2 separate regions of the Mus musculus genome follow, and region 1 is linked to region 2. A link is a loop called in an ENCODE intact Hi-C map of the cell type or tissue named here. Cell type or tissue: gastrocnemius. All regions are shown on one strand. Each heading gives the region's core, and the rest is flanking DNA. Links, peaks and the distances in the headings are about the cores only.

Evidence for each region. A loop is a pair of places that touch in the nucleus more often than their neighbours do. Peaks named below come from ENCODE experiments on the same cell type or tissue, not always from the same donor. Only the 100,000 strongest peaks of a DNase experiment are listed, where the experiment ranks them.
Region 1: it touches region 2 in a loop (13-fold over the local background); 33 of 42 quality-filtered maps call a loop at or near these places.

Annotation. Positions count from the first base shown.
Region 1 is chr2:92,903,179-92,906,091 of GRCm38, forward strand. All of the region lies in intron 2 of Gm13791 (a long non-coding RNA gene), which reads right to left. Among named protein-coding and RNA genes, the nearest start is that of Syt13, 10 kb to the right of the region's middle. In gastrocnemius, for the core only: no CTCF peak of the experiment used is centred there; a DNase peak (open chromatin) is centred at 1,346.
Region 2 is chr2:93,062,390-93,065,302 of GRCm38, forward strand. No RefSeq gene overlaps it. Among named protein-coding and RNA genes, the nearest start is that of Prdm11, 18 kb to the left of the region's middle. In gastrocnemius, for the core only: a CTCF peak has its summit at 1,146 (motif pointing left); a DNase peak (open chromatin) is centred at 1,121.

The sequences.
Region 1 (2,913 bases), core at 280-2,779, 160 kb before region 2:
CTTAGAGGAGGGGTCCCAAGCCAGAGTGGCACAGGGTCCTCAGGGCTGGATCATAGGCTGATTCACATGGTTGGTGGCAGTCACATGATTCCGAGGAAGCCATCAGAAAGCACTCGGACAGCAGCTGCCAGCGTGGAGAACCCACACACACACACCTGCGCTCCCCCCTCCGCCCCTCCCCCAGCTGCTGAAGCAAGATTCCCAGGAGGCCATTGGATTCTACATAATTGGAACCTCTCAGGAGGACATTTTATCAGCATAACGTGGAGTCCAGAGACAAGGAACGCTGGCAAAGCTCTGAGAGCATTCCCCCTGGGAGAGGCTAGCTGGTTGCTGCAGTAAACCCTCCCCCAACCCCGTATACCCCATGTCCCCATCTGTAAAATGCCTCCCTACCCCCGCCCCTGTAAAATGAGGGCACAAACTACCATCAGGAGCCTCATACATACTTCAGAGAACCGAGCCATTGGTGCTTCGGAGAGGTGGGTGGGAGGTGACGAGGCTAGCCCAAGCGACTCTGCCCTCACTCTCCTCCACCAAAGCAGCCTGTCCTTTGTTTTCTACTCCACCCATCACTGTGACTAGACTCCCTCCTGCACCCAGAAAGCACCTGATTCACATTCTACAATGCTGTTTTAAAGGACAGAAATCATTCCAAGGCCAGTGCGCATCACGTGACGCGCATTAGGCTGAACCTCCGTGTCCACTGCATAGCCGCCTCACCATTTTCAGACACTGAGCTTAGCCTTTAGGACGGTTAAGGCTTCCCAGCTGCTTTCCCTGTGGGACTCAGGTTCACTGGGGCCACTTCCTTCTAGACAAAAGCACGACGCTGATCTCAGCCTGCCTGACCGCTGAACAGACACAAACCAGGGAGATCCGTGGCCCCCTCCACAAGTGGGAAGCAGTAGGGAAACCTACAAAAGTCTGTTCAGAGTCCGTCAGGGAATCAGTTATCCTGGACAGGGATGGCACAGGGGCTGTCAGTGACAGTTGGTGTCATTTTAGAAGGATGTAGTATGCCTGGCTCTGTTCGGGGCTGAGAACACACCAATGAACAGCACAGACCCGTTTTTCCCTGTCTTCCTAAGGCCTTATTTCCAGAGAATACTCAGCAAGATAAACAAGACAGATAAGCAGTGCGCTGTGGAAGATTAAATAGTGTAAGCTCAAACGCTTGAAAAAAAATACAGGAAAGAGGACCAGGAGGTGATGGGGCAAGAGATGGGGAGGATGAAGCAGAGAGATGGTGATTTCAGATGTATCAGGTCCTTGAAGACTGCTTAGAGGACACTAGGCTTGCAGCAGATGCAGAGAGGGAACAATTCCTATGATGGCCTCTAGGGGGAAGCATTTCCTCATTCAAGAAACAACTTCTGTCTAAAACTATTTCTAAAATAGGGGCGTCTTTGACACAGAACCTGAAGAACCCCTGGGGAGAGAATACTGATCTCTGATCTGGCAAACATGGGTTCCCACACTATAGGATCCAGCTGTGACATGCTTAGGACCTATGCACTGTGTGCATCGCACTTCAAAAATCAGTCACAATGACACCCACGCCCTAAGCTTTTATTTTAATCTGAATCACCGTTGCATTGTTTTGCCCCCACCCCCTCTAGCAAGAGCTGCCATTCTCCTCAGATTTCTCAGATTTTACGTAATGGGATTAGTACCGACAGAAAGCTCCGACAGGTAGGAAGAAGCACTTAATGACTGTCAGCCTCACCTCCGGAGCACACCCACGGAGCCTCCTTTGTGGTTCCTGGTCTGTCCCCTGTTCTACAGTAAAGGGAGAACAAGCAGATTTGCCTGGAGTCTGAGGGCAGAGTCCTAGAATGCTGGAATTTTCACCAGCCTGTTGTTTTTGTTACTATTATTTGTGCACACGAGTACAGTTGCCCAAAGAGGTATACCTGAGCTGGGTCTATGCTCCCCTCCCACATATATAGCAGATATACAGCTATCTGTGGTGGGGGAGCCTAGGTCCAGCTCAGGTATTGGATCTTCTCAGATCTGGAGTTACAGGCAATTGTAAACTACTTGATATGGGTACTGGGAAACAGAACTCAGATCCTCCGGAAGAGCAGTAAGGGCTCTTACCTGTTGGAGTATCTCTCCGACTTTTATGAATAACTCACCCTAATTCATTAGCAACTCTAAAGGCACCAATGACCCAGTGGATCTGGGCAAAGCACCCATCTTGGGTTCCATCAAACAAATGCTCCAGACTTCTCGTTTGTTGGTTGACTTCTCAATTAATTAAAACATGTGGGGTTATGTTGTGTTGGGTTTTTTTTTTTTCATTAACTATTTTATTGATTCTCTTTACATCCTAATCACGGTCCCCCTCCTCCCAGTCCCTCCTCACTCAGTCCCCCTTCCCCTTCTCCTCTGAGAAGGGGAGGACCCCTTGGGTATCACCCCACCCTGGCACATCAAGTCACTGCAGGACTAGGCTCATCCTCTCACTGAGGCCAGACAAGGCAGCCAGTTATGGGAACCCGATCCACAGACCCTGTTGTCTAACAGATTTAGGGACAGTCCCTGCTCTAGAAGACCAAGTTGTATATCTGCTATATATGGAGGGGAGGGCTAGGTCCAGCTCAGGTATGCTTTTTGGTTGATAGTTCAGTCTCTGGGAGCCCCCAAATGTCCAGGTTAATTGACTCTGTTGATCTTTCCATGGAGTTCCTGTCCCCTCTGGGTCCCTCCATCCTTTCCCCAACTCTTCCACGAGACTCCCAGAGCTCCTTCTGATGTTTGGCTGTAGGTCTTTGCATTTGTTTCAGTCGGCTGCTGGGTGGAACCTCTCTGAGGACAGTTATTCTAGACTCCTGTCTGCAAGCATTACAGAGTATCATTAACAGTGAGTGTCAGGGGTTGCTTCTTGCCCATAGGATGGGTCTCAAG
Region 2 (2,913 bases), core at 175-2,674:
TTTGTCTCTCAACCTTGTTACTATGTTGTTATTCTCTCGGTCTTCTCTTCTGATGAAGTGTTGACATTTGTTATAGCAATCAGTGAGTTCAGCCTGACCCCAGCCCTGAGCTGTTTTCTCTTGATCGGTGGCCACCAAAATCTTTCTCTGTCTTTCCCTCTCCTGCTCTCGATACTCGATGCTCGCTTGCTAGCTGCCTCCGCCTCTCTGAGGTCAGCTGTGGATTTTGTAGTTTAGATTCTGTTTTCCTGGTTCCATCCCTTCTGCAATTTTCCCTCATGGTCTGTTTGCTCTCCGTGTTCTATGCTGTGTTCCTTGAGCCCCGCCCTGCCCAGGCCAGGGACCTGTGTCAGGGGAGACACCAGCGATGTGCTTCTTAAACAGCGCTGTTTCCTCAGTCCCCTGCTCAACACCACTCCAATTTTTGACTCTTTTGATACTTTCATTTTCTCTCTGATACATTCAAACAGTATAAAAATCTCGTTCAAAGTGTGCAGTTATTTATCAAGACGGGAGTTTAGGTCAGTTAAACCAACTTGCTGTCACTGGACCTGGAGCTAAATCATAATGCACCTGCAGCCATGGTTCATAGTCCTCTGCATCCTCACCCCTCAGGCTCCCTACACTCTCATTACTTTACTGACTACTGCGATTTTAAAAAATTCCTCAGGCGCCAGACCTAGAACTGCAGCTATCAGCTACTCAGGAGGCTGAAGGGCTAGGATCTCACATCCAAGACCTGTCTGAGCTGTAGAATGAGTTCAGAGCAATCCTGGGAGACTTAGTGAGAGCCTATGTCAAAATACAAAGCACTGGGTTGGCAAGATGATTCGATGGGGAAAGGTGCTTGGGACTAAGCCTCTGCGTTTGATCCCTGAAATCTACATGGCAGAGAGAATTGATTACTATAAATTGTTCTCTAATCTCCACACAAATTCAGTGGTATGCATACACACAGAGGCATAGATACACACTTGCATACACACACACACACACACACACACACACACACACACACACACAAATGAATGGATGGATGGATGGATGGATGGATGGATGGATGGATGGATGGATGGATGAATACGCAAACCGCTTGTTTGGATGCTTTGCTGCCCTCTGGTGGGCAAATGGAACACTATTACAACTATGGGGACAGCAGCCCCCAAGCCCAGGGTACCCAGTGTATATATACTTCAGGTGAGGAAGCTATGCCAGTGTCCAGCCCAGCATAGTCTATCCTCCTGGACACCATGACCAACAGACCAGGGGACATCTAGTCAGATGCCTAAGACCCAGCATATGTGTGGTGTGATGTGTGTGTGTGTGTGTGTGTGTGTGTGTATGTATGTATGTATGTATAGCTTTTAGGGTCTTTCTGCAGCCTGGTCTCTCTGAAGATGGGTAGAAGAAAATCCTCAACATTCTTCTTAGGACCCTGCATGATGACACATGTCTTCAAGACCAGCACTGGAGAGGGAGAGGCAGGCGGGTCTCTATGAGTTCAAGGTCAGCCTGGTCCACAAAGAGAGTTCCAGGTTATCCAGAACTACATACCAAATCCATGTCCTAACACTTTCCTCCTTTCCAGTTTCCAGGCAATCCCATTCGGGTCTGGGTTGGCATCCAGACTTAGAGACGTCTATTCTGCTAAGGCTGTGGGCACAGTTTTAACTCTGTAATACTGCCGCATTTCCAGTCTGATTCCACGAAACCTAATCTTTCTTGGAAACCGATTAAAACTGCCTCTCAGACTATGGTGAGAAGCCTTCATCGTCCTGAGTGTGGGCCCTGCTGCCAGCCTGCACTGTAGATGAAGCCATTGATGACCCCGTCTTTCTGGAGCAGCAGCGTAGTGGGTAATAGGGTCTCGAGGTGCTATTTTAAGGCTTGAATAAAGCAGCAAGACTTTGGACTAGAAAGCATCCAAAGCAGGACCTGGGTCTATTTTTGAGACAGAATCAAGACTTTAAAGGAACCTTACACTCCAGGCCGGTGGCCTGCAGTGAGAATGCTTATCTTCTCTCGGTGCTAACAAGTGCTTTGGGAGAAAGTGAGAGAGCATTGTGTGGAGAGTCTCCACTCACCACAGGCAGGCCCATGGCCTAGGGTGTTCAAAGACAGCCACTGTGGTGGACTTTCTATAACCAGACTCCTTCCTGCCCTGTGCAAGCACGCATATCATCTCATGGGTGGGGACTCACGGCAAGGGTGAAACCTCCTCAGATTCCAGCCCCAGGCCATAAGCCCAAGTCTGAATGAGAGGGCCATGGACTTGCAGAAAATGTGAATGGAGAAGAGCAGGAGGCGCACGCTGGCTCCTCCATCATCCTTTCATGGAGCAGTGGGTGTGAGCTCAAGAATTGACTGTTGAAAATGGAATCCCAGAGGCTCCTGAGAGCAGCAGAAAGAAAAGATCCTAGCCTGGTGCCCACAAACAGTGCTGGTTACACTTCCGGATCACAGTACCCGAGGTGCTGGATTGTGGAAGGTGAGAGGGTCCCACATAAGAGGTGGGGGTTACCAGGGCAGTGGGGAACACTTGCAGGGCACAGATGCAATGGAGAACACTCATAGGGTGATGAGGAACACTCAGTATTTAAGAGCAATGGGGAGCACTCACAGGCCGTGGAGTGGTGGGGAGCACTTGCAGGATATAGAGACAGTGGGGAGGCATACTACATATACCAGGGAAGTGGGAAGCACTCAGAATTCTGGTGCACCCTGACACATTCTAACATTTTAATGACTCAAAGAGCCACCCCAGCTGAAAATCTGCTGCATATCTGCCCCCATCAAGCAAGATTCAAACTCAAACTTAGCTTTTGTTTACTGAGCAGCTATTAGGAACCGGCAACTACCTGGAGCCTCCACAGGAGGGGAACTTGCACACAGTCCACGACTTCTATTAAGATC